Linked DNA regions of Homo sapiens: regions 2 and 3 are each linked to region 1. Evidence: read pairs that join two places in POLR2A ChIA-PET (ENCODE). Cell type or tissue: MCF 10A. All regions are shown on one strand.

The links. ChIA-PET counts read pairs that join two places held together with the same protein. Peaks named below come from ENCODE experiments on the same cell type or tissue, not always from the same donor. Only the 100,000 strongest peaks of a DNase experiment are listed, where the experiment ranks them.
Region 2: POLR2A ChIA-PET joins it to region 1 with 32 read pairs; 2 of 35 experiments call an interaction of 5 or more read pairs at or near these places.
Region 3: POLR2A ChIA-PET joins it to region 1 with 61 read pairs; 5 of 35 experiments call an interaction of 5 or more read pairs at or near these places.

What each region holds. Positions count from the first base shown.
Region 1 is chr4:73,865,712-73,870,711 of GRCh38, reverse strand. CXCL1 (C-X-C motif chemokine ligand 1) reads right to left here and starts at 1,319. Exons shown (of 4, transcript NM_001511.4): 1 at 1,142-1,319; 2 at 920-1,043; 3 at 723-806; 4 at 1-191. The coding sequence starts at 1,241. The coding sequence ends at 176. In MCF 10A, a CTCF peak has its summit at 2,708; DNase peaks (open chromatin) are centred at 231, 1,571, 1,721 and 2,721.
Region 2 is chr4:74,111,444-74,116,443 of GRCh38, reverse strand. It overlaps LOC105377277 (a long non-coding RNA gene), which reads left to right. Exons shown (of 2, transcript XR_938878.2): 2 at 739-1,185. It also overlaps a transcript of MTHFD2L not described here. Among named protein-coding and RNA genes, the nearest start is that of CXCL2, 15 kb to the right of the region's middle. In MCF 10A, no CTCF peak of the experiment used is centred here; DNase peaks (open chromatin) are centred at 2,003 and 4,283.
Region 3 is chr4:73,915,092-73,920,091 of GRCh38, reverse strand. No RefSeq gene overlaps it. Among named protein-coding and RNA genes, the nearest start is that of CXCL1, 48 kb to the right of the region's middle. In MCF 10A, no CTCF peak of the experiment used is centred here; a DNase peak (open chromatin) is centred at 2,771.

The sequences.
Region 1 (5,000 bases):
TCTTCAAAACTAATGAATAAATAAATAAATAGAAGACTTCTCCTAAGCGATGCTCAAACACATTAGGCACAATCCAGGTGGCCTCTGCAGCTGTGTCTCTCTTTCCTCTTCTGTTCCTATAAGGGCAGGGCCTCCTTCAGGAACAGCCACCAGTGAGCTTCCTCCTCCCTTCTGGTCAGTTGGATTTGTCACTGCAATGAGAAAATGGGTGCCCTGAGTAGGTGCTCGGGAAAGCTGATTGCACAACACTCTTCTCCTGCCCTGCTCCTCCAGCCTCTAGAGTTTTCCGAATGCAGTTTCCCCAGCCTGGCAACCAAGTGGCTACTGCCTATGACAGCTGTGCTGTGTGGCAGGGACCTCTAAGCTTGGGATGCTCTTTTAGGAATGGGGGTGGGGTGGGGCGGTGGTCTCCACTGTACTATTGGATTAAAAACAGCCAGAACCTGTTGCTGTTTGTCCTACTGGGCCTCAAATGAAGGCAGTTTTACCTACATTCATTGGAACGAAGGAAGAACCAGGGTGGGGACGCCAGGCATTGGGAATATCCTCTGGCACCAGAGCAGTAATTATCGTAAAGGAAACCTTAATTGTGAAAACAATAATCCCAATTTCTAGTCCTTCAACTAACCCCTGGGTTTTCCTGATTTTATTTTTAGGGGGCACATGCCAGTATTTCTGACCAACGGCTCCAGTCGCCTGTGTACATGGAAACCATAACTCACCTGTTCAGCATCTTTTCGATGATTTTCTTAACTATGGGGGATGCAGGATTGAGGCAAGCTTTCCGCCCATTCTTGAGTGTGGCTCTGCAGAGGGAAGGGAATCTCGTGAGGCAGGAGGTCGGGCTGGGGACAGGGTTGGGGCAGCAGGAGGGTCTGGGACCCCGGCGGTGGCAGAGGCAGCGCGGGGCGGGACTTACATGACTTCGGTTTGGGCGCAGTGGGGTCCGGGGGACTTCACGTTCACACTTTGGATGTTCTTGGGGTGAATTCCCTGCAGGGTCTGCAAGCACTGGCAGCGCAGTTCAGTGGCCACGGACGCTCCTAGGGAAGAAGAGACTCACTGACTGAGCGAGGCTGTCGGCGCTGGGTGCCTACCCCAGCCGCGTCCGGCCCGGGGACCCCAGGGCGCCGGTACCCACCTGCTGCGCGCCGGCCAGCGGCTACCAGGAGCAGGAGCAGCAGTGCCACTCGCAGGAGCCGGGGATTGCTGGGGGCGGCGGAGAGAGCAGCGCGGGCCATGGGGCTCAGCAGGCGGGTCTGGCGGCTGTGAGAGGAGCGGAAGAGCTGGCGAGGAGGTGCCTGCGGCCCGGGCTCTGTGGCTCTCCGAGATCCGCGAACCCCTTTTATGCATGGTTGGGGCTGGAAAGCCCGGAGCCCCCGGGCCAGGGAAATTCCCGGAGTTCCAGATCGATCCCGAGTCCGGAAGGAAGGCGACGGCCCCGCCCCCAGGGTGGAGCGCTTGGGGTGCGGGTGGGGTGTGGGGGTCCACTGATGCAGCCCGCGCCTCGCCCTTCAGAGTAACTCCTGTGGACTCTGAGACTCTGGGATATTCGCCTTCTGCCCCAGATCCCTGGAGGGGGGCTGAGTGGCAGCCTGCGCTGAAGATACCACCTGAGAGGTGGGATCTTGGGTGCCTGGTGATCCCAGTGTGTGGGGCTGGGAACGGAGAAGGAGCTGGGGCGGATCCCTGAGAACCACCACAGAGAAGGCGCGACCTCTTTGGAGGAAGAGCGTTGTGTCTCGGATTTGTGGCTGGAGATTGAGAGAAATTAACAAGGTGCTGGGAGATAGGCTGGAGCTATATTATCCTCTCTGCCTCAGCCTTTCTTATTTTCAGTTTAGCCTATTTCACGTACATCTAACATCAGTGCTGTCTGTGAAAGTACAGTCCATTATGTCAGATTCCAGAGAAGAATGTTCTGCTTGTTCCTTGTGTTGCATATTCTCTAACCACACTTAGAATATCTTGTTTACGTTTTCCATTTGGTGGCAACAGATTATCAGTGTCAAAAGCTGAATCCAGTGTTAGCGTCAGTGGAAGCCAGGGCTGTATAACATGAACTCTTCTTTCATATCCTGCTTATCTTCCTTCTTCCCTGTAAAATGTTGGAACTTTCAAAATCCCCTGGAAATCTTTTCCCTGTAGGAGGGGTTCAGGTTTGATCTAGAAATACGGCACTGGTTGTCACTCCGGACCTCGGAGGGGCTGGGTCCAGCAGGCTCATGGGCTCACCATTCCTGGTTCTGTCTTTGGACTGCATAGCACATGACACCAGGGAGTGGGTACCTGGTGTGCAAGCACCCTTCCCACTGAAGCAGCAGACATGCATTCGGATGAAATAGGAACGCCGGATCCCACATAGAGTCACATTCCATTTACTATAGGACTTCCTGGTATTCAGTATTGGGCCCCCTTTCTAGAGAAACACACACATGTTGTTTTCTCTCAGGAATTTCAGTCATTTAACCTGGTAGCTTTATTACTTTTTTCTCCAGAAGTTCTAGAGAACTTATTTTTATTCATCATTAGGTTTTTAGAGGGTTTAAGTGTGATTCTCCAAGTGGGATTCAGAGCTCTCTGAGACATGGAGTAAGATGGGAGGAGGGGGAAAAAGCAGAGGCTTCTGCCCCAGGGGCAGATGTCTCCACAACAGAGTTCTACACAGCCCAGCTCAATAGGTAAGACCTGTGTTCCTAGCCAAGCAGAGAACACAGGCAAGGCTGCCACCTGCATTTAGTAGTGAAGCATCGCCTGCAGATTGTTTAGCCTCTCCGTTTCTACCCCAAGGTGGTTATGAGAAATGAGTCAACATTTGTAAGAGCCAGCATGGATTTAAGTGCCTTATAAATGTTTGTTAAATATTTGTTTAAAAAAAAAATGGAAATAGCGTTTTCCAACATTGCCTAAACAGAAACTCATCCTGATGTGAATTTATATATATATTTATATATTTATATATATATATATATATATATATATATATATATATATAATGGAAAGGTTCACTCCCCAGTGTTTTTTACATTTAAAATTTTCTATATCAGTTACTGCTACCCAACTACCCCTAATGTATACAACACCATATACAGCAGTATGAGTCTTGAATAAATCAAGGCAGGTCCTGGAAGACAGAATGTTCATATAAACACCAAAAGCTCAGTTTCCAAAATGCCCTTTCGGTTACTCAGGGGTACTGGTGCTCTCATTACAGTAATCTTAGTCAAGGGTAGAAAGGTGTGCTAGAATGTTGTTTCTTTAAAACAGACACTGTAGATAGTATATGTACTCCAGTCTTTTTCAATTATTTCTCTTTTCACATCTTCCTGATTACTTATATTTCTTAACAGGAAGAATAAATGAAAAAGCATTGACCCAATGGAGACCAAATACAGTGTCCCAAATATCTTCATCAGTTTCAAGCTGTAATCAATGCTGCAAACTTCTAAATCTAAATTTTTTAAAAAAGAAACTCAGCTGAGAATTTACAAAAATTGAAATAAAATTTTCTGTATCAGGCTTTCAGAAAGGAAGACAAATATGTACTCTACCACGAGGTACACTTAGATGAAATTTTATTTGTTACCGTTCAGACAGATCATTGGTTTATTTTGTAGTCCACCTTTCAATCACTTCATGTATATAAAAAGGGACTTTGAATGTAATAGTCTTCATCTTATTTATTGAAAAGATGTACTAAAGGAATGACTATTTTTTAAAAAAACTCTAGTATTTATCAATATGACTCTAAGGGAAAAATCAAGAAAATTAGAGGAAGGTTCAAATTAGTAGTAAGGAATAGGAAATGACATATAATCTAAAGTTTATTAAGTGTGTGACTAGCTCATGCATAATTGAAAGTTTGAGTGATTACACCTCTTATTATCACTCTTTTTCTGGGATTTGATGGGAAACTGAAATTTCCAGAAACATGGAAATGATTCTTTAAAACTTGAAAAATGTATTGTTTTGTTTTCTAATTGTAGTTGTAATATATGCTCATTTTATAAAGTTTATACAAACCAAAAAGGCAAGAAGAGATTTTTCTTCTCTAATGTCTCTTCACTTTGTCTATGAAACAAACATTCACAGGTCGCTGAAAATTTGCTTTTTTTTCTTCAACAAAGGAGCTAAATTATAAGAGCTTACAGAATTCTGGTAAATAAAAAATATGCTGCTTCCTTGATTATGCTGCTGCATACCAAGGGCAAATTGCTAAACCTCTACACCCGAGGCAAAGGGCAGAGCATTTATTTTCTGCTCTTCTAAGCAGTTTACAAATATTAACTCATTCAGTCTTCCAAACAAGCCTGTGCTTGTACTGATAACTACAGTATCAGTAGATATTGTTGTGTCTATGAGATTTTAAGTTGCAAATAAAGAAACTGTGGTGCAGAGAGGTTAAGTCACTTGCCTAAGGTCATACATCCTTGAGCCTGGAAATCAAAGTCAGATAAAATGGCATTTAACTATTATACTATGATAAAAACACTCTGTGATATATAATTAATACTTTCAAGAGTAGAATGATTTTAAAAAATCTGTTATTGCCCTAGTTGAATGGTTCAAATTTACATATTCTTAAATGAAAACACAGCAAAATGGTCACACATCTCTATAATTTTGTTTCACTAACAGCATATCTTTCCTGTGGCATTGAAATAGCTTGTTATATTTTCCTGAAGTACACAATTCTGAAAAATAAAATAGTAACTTTGCCATGAGAAAACCTGGTAAACTCGCCCTATACCAAATGAGGAAGATTTACGTCATCAGTGTGATGTCATGTGCATATCATGTACCCCCTTGATATGATGTCACAAGAACAGCATACCTCTTTGGTGCTCTTTCAAAAATTAATAGCCCAAGTCTAATCATGAGAAAAGCATGCTTCAAACCTAAATCAAAGAATCTTAAATGGCTGAGTGGTACTCTTCAAAATTGTCAATGTCATGAAAAATAAGGGCAGATTGAAGAACCATCACAGTCCAGAGGAAATT
Region 2 (5,000 bases), 250 kb before region 1:
CTCTCACTCTGACTTTATTTCTTTACAGTTCTCCTTATATTGGGTGATGTTGGAGTAGCTAGTCATGTTTTTGAGATGTGGCTGGGGGAAGTTGAGTTGAGGGTACTCGAATTTAGTTTAGCTTTAGTGATATGTATTTTATTGGTTGACAGTTATGTTATGAATGGTTCTGTTTTTACTAGCCATCCTGGTGTGAGACTGGCTCCCAGGTATACTCCTTTGCTTACTGTGCACACTCACTCAGCGTTCTGATGCAGAAATCAGAATGTGTCCTAATATACACAATACCAAAATGATGCAGGTATGGAAGAGACAAGGTTGAAATGCACAGATCCAGGAGCTAGTGTGGAGAATATTATTCCAATAATCAGAGTGAAAAATCATAAGCAGATAATTCACTTTATATCAATCCTAGACAAAACAAACCCCTCCCCTTCAGGAATATACTCAACAATACAGGGTCTTTGATTACAAATACTTTATATTTTTTCCCCTTATTTGATTGGAATGATCATGTTCAATTGGAATTTAATAATGTTTCATAGAATATCAGAATTTCTGTGTTTGTAGAGCATGTACCTGTAGTAGCACGACAAACGGTGAGTTCATCCGTATGTGATGCTGCATACTTTATGCATTCAGCTATCGATAATAGCTATTTTTATTGATAAATGTAATTTAATTTAATCACTTATATTTACATTGCTAATATACACGAGTATTTCTTTCAAACCACAGGTTAACACACACTAAAGGGCAATGCCATTAAAGGAGAAGAGGAACTTTGGAAACTGCTGTCTGAAAGGAAAGCAAAGCACTCTTCATTAACAGCTAGTGGGCTCCTAATTTCTGCCCATGAAGGCATGTTCATACTGACAGAGCACCCCCTCAAGGGGAAGAACCATCCGCGCTAATTCTTGTTGTCCTCTTCTGAGCTAGTGTGCTCATTGTTCATACAAACTAGTGTGTCAACATTAAAACAAAAAGGGAGTTGAATCAATAAATGACTTGGGAGGCTGTCATACTTGTAACAACTATGGCGACAGAAGAACACTGGCTGTAGTATTTGGTATTAGCATTGGTGTCTGGATCTATAACTAAAAAAGCTTCTTCATTTCTCCAAACTAATAGATATGACAGATATTGCCACACTTAGCTCTACTTAAATAAATATTCTAAACTCAATCTCAAATCCACTAATGGAATTTCTGTCGCAGTCTCTCCTATGGTCAAAAAATAATTAGAGTAACAGAATAGTAGTTTTATACCAGATAGATATTTGAAGAAGAAATAGTCATCATATATACTTAAATATTCTCAAAATGTCTCCCTTGCCCTCCCCCTAATACCATCATTTCTTTGTTTCAGGGAAATGGCATTTTAATAAAACACTTACTGTGATGTACCATTTACTGGGCAAGGGCAGCTGCCTGGCCAAGGTGAAAGAGCACAGAAGCAAAGACTTAATGCTTTGATCTAGAATCCTGGCTCCACAACTTCTCTGAGTCCCAGTTACCTCATCTATCAAGGGCTAATAATCCTTCTTTTTGAGGTTGGTGTGAGAATCAAATGAATTAATCCATAGAAAAAGCCAGCACACTGCCTATCCTGGAGCATGTATTTTAATTCCCATGCTCTTTGCAGCTTTGCCCATGACCTCCACTGAAGCCTCAAGACCCACAAACCTAGACATTAATTTGTATGCTAATAATCTCCTATGTTTGTGAGAGAGTTTGGAGCTTTCATAGTCATCTACCATTGGTAAGAGAGAGGTTAGCCAGCTTACCTGAGGTCCCACAGCTGGTCAATTACAGGGCTGAAATGGTGAACTGTAGGTCCGGTAGGCTACCTGCTCTCCACTCTCTCCTACACAGCCTCTCACATAGCTTTGAGGGGGAACAAGCAGTGCTTTTCAACAAAGGAAAGTGTGCTGAATCCATGAATCATTACTTTGGCCTAGAACATTTCAAAAGAAGAGCTTAAGGCAAAATTTAAAATTATAAGAGAAAATAACTTCTACTTCTCTGACCTGTTTTTTTATCCCAGTGATGGTGACTCACCTCCTTTGCTTCAGGCATCTTGCTTGAGTGCTATAGTGCATCATAGGATATGCTCATCATGGAAAAACAAACCCAGTACCCAAGGAAAAAAACCAAGCCCCCACTAGAATGTCAGCTCCATAAGGGCAGGGATTTTTCTATTTTGTTTAGTGATGTCTCCCAAGTTCTTATGATACCACCTGGAACATAGTAGGTGCTCTGGTGAACGAGTCAGTTCTATTGAATAAGAATGAGAATGTGAATTCTAACATCACAATGGAATCTCAGGCAACGGTGATCTGGCCCTTAGTCTGAATTCCCATAGTGCTTAGGAAAGTTGGCCTGGAATTGCTATCAGGGATCAGGTGAGGTGTCAGGTGGTCTCCATCTACACTGCAAACTCTTCTAGGGCAAGGGCAGGACCTTGTCTTTCAGCTCAATGCTAATCCCCAGCAGGTGTATTTTAAACAGACACATACACATGCATGCATATATATATATATATACGCTTTGAGAAACTGATATTTGTACAAATTTGAAAGTAGTTTTATAGGCATATTTCTACATAATAGATTCAATTTGGCGTAAACCACAGTAATATGGGTACTTAAAAAACAATTCAAAATGCCAATGATCTGCAATCTAGTCACCTATGTGTTGGTATCTTTTAACCAAAAGGCTAAGTACCTGTATTGGGCCATTTATGAGTCACTATAAAGGACTATAAAGCACTATAAAGGAATAACCATGACTGGGTAACTTATAAAGGAAAGAGGTTTAATTGGCTCATGGTTCTGCAGGCTATGCAAGCATGACTTCAGCAACTGCTTCTGGTGAGGGCCTCAGGAAACTTACAATCACGGCAAAAGAAAAAGGGAGAGCAGTGATTGTCACATGGTGAGAGAGAGATCAAAAGAGAGAAGAGGGAAGGTCCCAGACTCTACAACCAGATCTCACATGAGCTAACTGAGCAAGAACTCACTTATCACCAAGGGGAATGGTGCTAAGCGATTCATAAGGAATCTGTCCCCAAGATCCATTCCCCTCCCACCAGACCCCACCTCCAACATTGGGAATCACATTTCCACATGAGATTTGGAGTGGACAAACATCCAAACTATATCAGTATCTAAATTAGAAGATTGTACAGAATTAAAGTCAAAGGAGATGGAGAGTTTTGAGGGCTCTTTCATCAAGGTATGGTGAGGCTTACCAGAGGCCACCTCCTGGTCAACAGTTCAGGGTCCCTCCTCCCCATTCCACCACTTGGCTATTTTTATGTTTGTGGTAACTATATTTCATGTTGTGGATAGTAGTTTAAATAGGATGGCATTCTATAAAAAAAATTTGAAAAAATGGTGACAAACTTTAAGCAAATAAATAATAAGAATGTTTTTCTAAATTACATAAAAACAAAACTTTTCCATCTAGTTTGGGATAACATTCTTCTATGGCTTCCTGGGTTGTTCCTCCAATGACTCTTTTTGGTGTGTGTGCCTTCTGAGTCACCTACCCTTGCCTTCTCCTATGAATTTGGACACCATACTTTCAAAATAGAGGGCAAGATATCCAGTCCTTGCGATGTATTGGAGAATAAAATTTTTAAAATCAAAATGTCACAGAAAACAGAGAATGAGAATTTACCAAGTTTGTAGACTAACATACTGTTACAGGACTCCTTCAGTGCTGCTTCACCAGCTGGAAATCTCTGTGGCTGCTGTGACCTCTGCCTGTAGTCTTGCCAAGGCCTGCTGGGCTCACTCTTCCCACTCAGCCTGATGGGCTGTACTCAGCTTGTGCTACCTGCTTGGATCCCACATCTGAACAGGGACTCTGTGTTTTGCCTGTGGCTAAACTTGGCATGCCACAGGCAGCTTTTGCATTGGGAGCCGGAGTCTAGATGAGGGGAATGCAGTGGCACCTGAAAACTCAGAGATGCCAGCAACTGTGGAGCCCCAGGTGATGTTACAGCTCTCGCCTGGGGAATCCTGAGGTCTAAGCTCCCAAGAAATGTTGCAGCTTTTGTAGTTCAGCAAGCTGGCCAGGAGGGAATAGTGCCTAACTGCTTCACTTCTTTGAGCCTGCAGCTCGGAGGATGGAGGCATGTTACAGCTCTCCCTGCTGCCTGCAGCTTGGAGGATGGGGGTGTGTTGTGTTACAGCTCATTTGTACCTGCTAAATAGGGGCATGCGGCACCCAGTGGTTTTTTTCACTCCTGTAACTCAGTGAGCAGGAGTATGTGTTACACCCTTTTGGCATGTTCCGGGTTCTTGTCCTGTGACCAAGAAGAATGACGTACACAGACACCGGAGAGTGAGCAAAGCAGAGAAGAATTTTCCTGAGTGGCAGAAAAGCTCTCAACACAAGAGGGGACTTGAAGTGGATGGTCCTCTGTGTGAGAGGAGGCCCAAAAGCAGGTGGCTGTCTGTAAGGCTGAGTTTGGGGTTTTTATGGGTTCAGAATGGGGGAGTGTATGCTGATTGGTCCATGGGTGGGCCTGGAAAAAGCATCATTATATTGGCTAAAAGGCATCGAGGAAATTCTCACTCTGGTCATGGGCTCTACCCCGAACTGGCAGCTCAGTTTTCAGTCTTCAGGCTGTCTTTGGCTTGGAGATCAGGTTTTACCAGGGACGCATCCCTGTCTGCCTAAGAATTTGTCTATCTCCTGTTGCTATCAATATAGCCAATGTGACCAGCTATTTCCAGGTCAAATTATGTCACTACATAGTGTGGCATGTGAAGATCCTAACTATACCCAGATAGATTATTATAAGTATCACCTTCCCCATTCTTATGTTCTAGTCTCCAATAGAACATATCAACTGCCAATTCATCAGAAATACTACCAACAACAACAACAAAAAACCCCTTCAATCAGGAAACGTTAAATTTATTAGAATTACTCAACAGGAGGAACAATGCTCTGACAGCATTTTAGTGTCTCAGAAGGAGGATGTTC
Region 3 (5,000 bases), 49 kb before region 1:
GAATGTCCATATGCTGATTTATACAAGTATACAGTCCTTCGATGAAGGCTTGAGAGCAACTGAAGGGAAAATGTGAGGCGAGCCTGGAATAGCTTTTTATTCCAGAAGGTAAGGGAGTGCTCAGAAACTCAGAAACAGGAGTCAGCTTGAAGGAATGCTCCTCTTGGGGAAGAGGAGATGTGAGTGAATAGGTTAGGAGACTGAGGAAGTTAGCCAAGTAGATATCTGGTGGAAGGGGATTCCAGGCAAAATAAATAGCCACAAAATAGAAGCACAGCTGCTGTGGGTTTAAGGAACAGTAAAGAGCCCATGGTGGCTGGGGTGAGTGAGCAAGGGAAACAACACTGTTGAAAATGCTATCAAGGAGGGAATAGGGAGCCTCGGGAGGTAAGGCCTGTGACCCATCTCTAAGGATTTGGATGTTAACTCAGAGTGAGAGGAGAACCAATGGGGGATTTTGAACAGAGCAGAATCATAGTTTGACTTACATTTTGTAAAGATTGCACTGGCAAGTGTGTTAAGAATAGACATAGAAGAGCTTAAAGATACCAGTTAGGAGCCTTTTGCAATGATTCAGGTGACTGAAGATGGTGGCTCAACCCAGGGGGGTAGCAGTGAAAGTGGTTATGAAGGTAGAACCAACAAGATTTTTTGTTGGATTGGATGTAGAGTGTGGGAGAAAGAGAAGAGTTGAGGATGACTTTTAAGTTGGCCTATAATAATATTTTAGGCAACAGATACATAGATAGAGAAAACAGAGCTGGAGTGGTCAGGTTGGATCCAAAAGAAATTGAGAAATGAAATTTATTAGAATTGGAGATAAAATTTTTATCTTAAATTTAAGTTCAGGTATTTACCAGTTTAGGAAAAACCTTATAAAACATTCTACCTTTATTTTTAAAGCCTCCCAAAATCAATCGCCTCCTGCAAGTAAACTTGAAGTAGCTGTCTCATTTCTCTCGCTCTGAATCATCAATTTCTTCTGTGCATTTATTAATGTCTTACATAGTACTTATAAAAGATAAGTATTAGAGGATATAAATCCTAATGTTTTAAATATTTTTGTTGGTAAGTATGAAAGACAGGGAAAATGAGCTCAAGAACTCCTTGGTGTGTGTGTGCGAGTGCATGTGTGTTTAGTAATATATAGTTTTTTTCTTTTCTAGTTCCTTTTAATTGGTCTCTTTTTCTCTTTTTCCATTTGGGACACAGACTTGACTGGGAAAACTGGGATAAATCGATAGGGATGTTCTCTTATCTTCATACTAACCTGGAGATACTTTTGTAAGAGTTTATCAGGAAAAATTGCAAAGTCAACAACTGTCAAACAGTTTTTCTTTTTGTCAGCTTTCACCTTCATTCCCAAGCTGTTTTGCCTCCTCCTCATTCTTGTATCTCTGGAACCTAGAGCTTTGTCACTTCTCTCTGGAAGACCAGAGACTGTCATGCAGATCCACGTCATCTTCAAAATGAAAATTATTCCTCACGCCCCATGCCCAATCCCCTTCCATATCAGTGCTGAAAACAAAATAAGTTATTAATCTGTTTATAGCACTTGACCCTAAGATACTAATGAATGAGCCAAAGATTTATCAAAGAACTTCAAAGAGAATTTGTACAACAAAATGCTATCTCTAATAGAAAAGTAAGTGGAGTTATATTCTTATTACAGACTACCTCTTAACAACACCCAGAAAACACACATACACAGACTGAGAAAACACACACACACACACACTCCCACGCATCCCTATAGAATCATTTGCTGCCATACCGCCCCTTCCTTCTCTCCCAGACTCTTTTCACACACAGCTTTAGTGCAGTAGAGGTTTATGCTTGTGTTCTAACAAGGTACCAATAAATGCCATTCCTCATTTTCTTGGAGTGTCCTGTGGATTCACACATTGTTTTATTGGAAGGAATGTACCCTTGTAAAACTAGGAGGCAACATAGTATTGACTTGGCCAGAATGAGACTCAGAAAGCCATGTAAAGGGCTAATAGTCTATTCAGTGTTTTAAGAAATGATTTTGTTTCCCCCACTTAGAAATAGTTTTATTTTCCTGTATCAGAATGCAATTATTCTATCAAAGTACAAAAGATCATTCTCTCTTCTCTTATAGTTAACACATTTTTCCAGACACGACAAAATATAACAACTAATAGAAGTACTTTAAATCAGCGGTCCTCAACCTTTTTTTTGGCACCAGGGACCTGTTTTGTGGAAGACAATTTTTCCAAGGATGGTGAGGGTGGGGGAGTAGTTTCGGGAATGAAACTGCCCCACCTCAGATCATCAGGCATTAGTTAAATTCTCACAAGGAGCTCGCAACCTATAAACCTCGCATGCAGTTCACAATAGGGTTCATGCTCCTATGAGAATCTAATTTTATCAGAGATGGAGCTCAAGCAGTAATGCTGTCTTGCCTGCTGCTCACCTCCTGCTGTGTGGCCCAGTTCCTAACAGGGGACAGACTGATAGCCCGGGGATTGGGCACCCCTGCTTAGATTATAAACACAAGAAAATTTAATGGAATTAGGCCCATTTCTGATTAAAGTATCAAAGAGTCTCCCAGTGCTATTAACACTGACTCTAATCCAGGATACAGAAAAGTGCTGGGTGGCTCCATTACAGATGGAGAAATTGCCTAGAGAGGGTAGGAGGTTTCTCAACATAATGCTCAGAATCATAGAAAGGAATGAAAAGCCTCTGACTCACTGTCTGGTGTTTTCCAAAGGCCAACCACATTTAAATGTTTAAATTCAGAGCCAAATACCTCCAAATACAACTAACCACAGAGACTATGAGGGAATCAGGTCATTTGGGAAAAAAACACAAGAAGTTAACCTCTTGAGCAAGTGTTAAACATACCTCAGAATTATGGTGGTGTCTTAACTTTGTTTACTACAACATTAAACTAAGAAAAGTGACAGGCAGAACATTGGGGACGGTACCATTACCACACTAAGACTAAAGTAAATAAACGCTTTGGGCTAACTGGCTACTTCTGAAATGAGAATGCAACACAGGACCAAAGAAATAAAAACCAAAGAGCTTTAAAATGGCCAATTGCAAAATAGAAAAATAAATGTTTTTATAATCTATAGAACACCCAGAAAAAAATGTGTTTTTGTAGGCAGGAGATTTTTTATTTTTATTTTTTATTCTTTTGGAATTGCCATAATTTTTACTCTCCTAAAATCAGAACCTCAGACAAGGACTTGGGTCCTTGTAGTTGATTTGCGAGGGTATCCAAGACACAAACATAAGAGGTAAGAGGAGTGAAACCTGGAGGAGTGGGAAGCCAGTATAAATGTATGCCTCACTGAGTTGCTGCTATGAGAAACAGGGCCTCCATTCCTCTGGAATTTGTGGGGAGCACATAGAATGCTTTCTGGAATTGCTTGCCTTGAAGGCCTGGAGTCTGGTGCAGGTAACCATCAGTTCTCCTTGCCTAGTGGTTGAGGATTACTCCCAGGGACATAAACTCTCTTCCTCTACTTGGGACTCTTTTTCCATACTAGTCAAGCAGACTCCCACTACCTTGGGGAAGGCTTTGAAGCAGAATGCAAAAATATGCTTGCTCTTACAGTGGACTGCTATCAGTGCAGGATGAATCTGAGGTTTTCTGGAGCTCTTCACTACAGTTGTGACTGAGATGAAAGGTAAGTTTGGGGTATGTGATGGGGAGGAAAATAAATGAATGTCATGGTCTGCTTCACTCAGAATTGCATCACTCATAGTCTTGCATTACTCCAATTTACAGGAGCTCATATTGAATTTTCTTGGTCATTTAGTTTTAGAGAAACAAGCTACCCTCATCACTACTGCACCTGGTCCTTAGGCCATCATCAATATTCATCATCTCCCTCCTTCAATCCATTCTAGATTTTCACTGTGTTTTGTCAGAAATTGAAATAATTCAATATGCTTACCTGGTAGGGTCACCTAAATTTTCATCCCTGAGGGGTTTGAGCTCTTGGTTGTCTTGCCCTTGTCTAACCACAGTTGCTGAAATCGCTTATTTACCATTTTTCCATGGCATGGAAACATCACAAGTCCCCATAAGTGTCAATGATCTGAACTATTCCTGACAATCTGAGTCAATTATATCAAACAGTATAACTTTTTTATTTATCTTCTGGCCCACAAGCATGAGGAACCCAAAGTGACCAGGTGGCAGCTGTGGCTTTAAGTTCAATGGAACACTTTCTGTATGCCCTGGTACCAATATTCTTCTCTCCATGGGTCACCATTAAACATCCCTTCAAAATGGCAATTAGGATTGTTCCTACTTGATCTTTTCATGACTAATACTCTATGGGTTACGCTATTGCAAATTCCAGGCATTTTTGTTCCCCAGAAATTGTATTACCTTACTGACACCAAATAAAAACATATAATTATCTTTGATGGTATTTCATATATATATATATATATATATATATATATATATATATATATATATATAAAATTGGCAACTAGTAGTGATTATTCTGCAATATCACATTTTTCTTCATTAATGAGAGCTTGATTTAAAGACCCAATGTGAAATTTTTGTACTTTATTACAAAGAACAAAGTGACAGATACTGTAAGAAAGCAATGGGAAAAGAAAAAAGTACAGAGAGAATTTAATGCCATGTTACCCACAGCTCTCAATTTAAGCTGTTTTGTTACTCCTTTAGGCAGCTGGAATCATGGGGGAAAGAGTTTATAAACAAAATCTCGACAATGGGACAGAGATTTACTTGTGCCTCAAAGAAACGTCTAGCTATTTTGATTGGTTATTTTGAGTTTTTGTTCTCTGTTTTATCATAGCATTAGCAGATTTTTCACTTTGAATAAGCCAAAGCTCATTAACCTACATCTCTCTGAATCTTGTTGAATTTGAAATTTTCTACTGCTGATAGCCAGATCCAAACTGTTGAATATTGGTGTAGTTATATAAGTCACTACAGTTGCTCAGCAGTGAGAACTTCAAAGTGATTGTGTATGTCT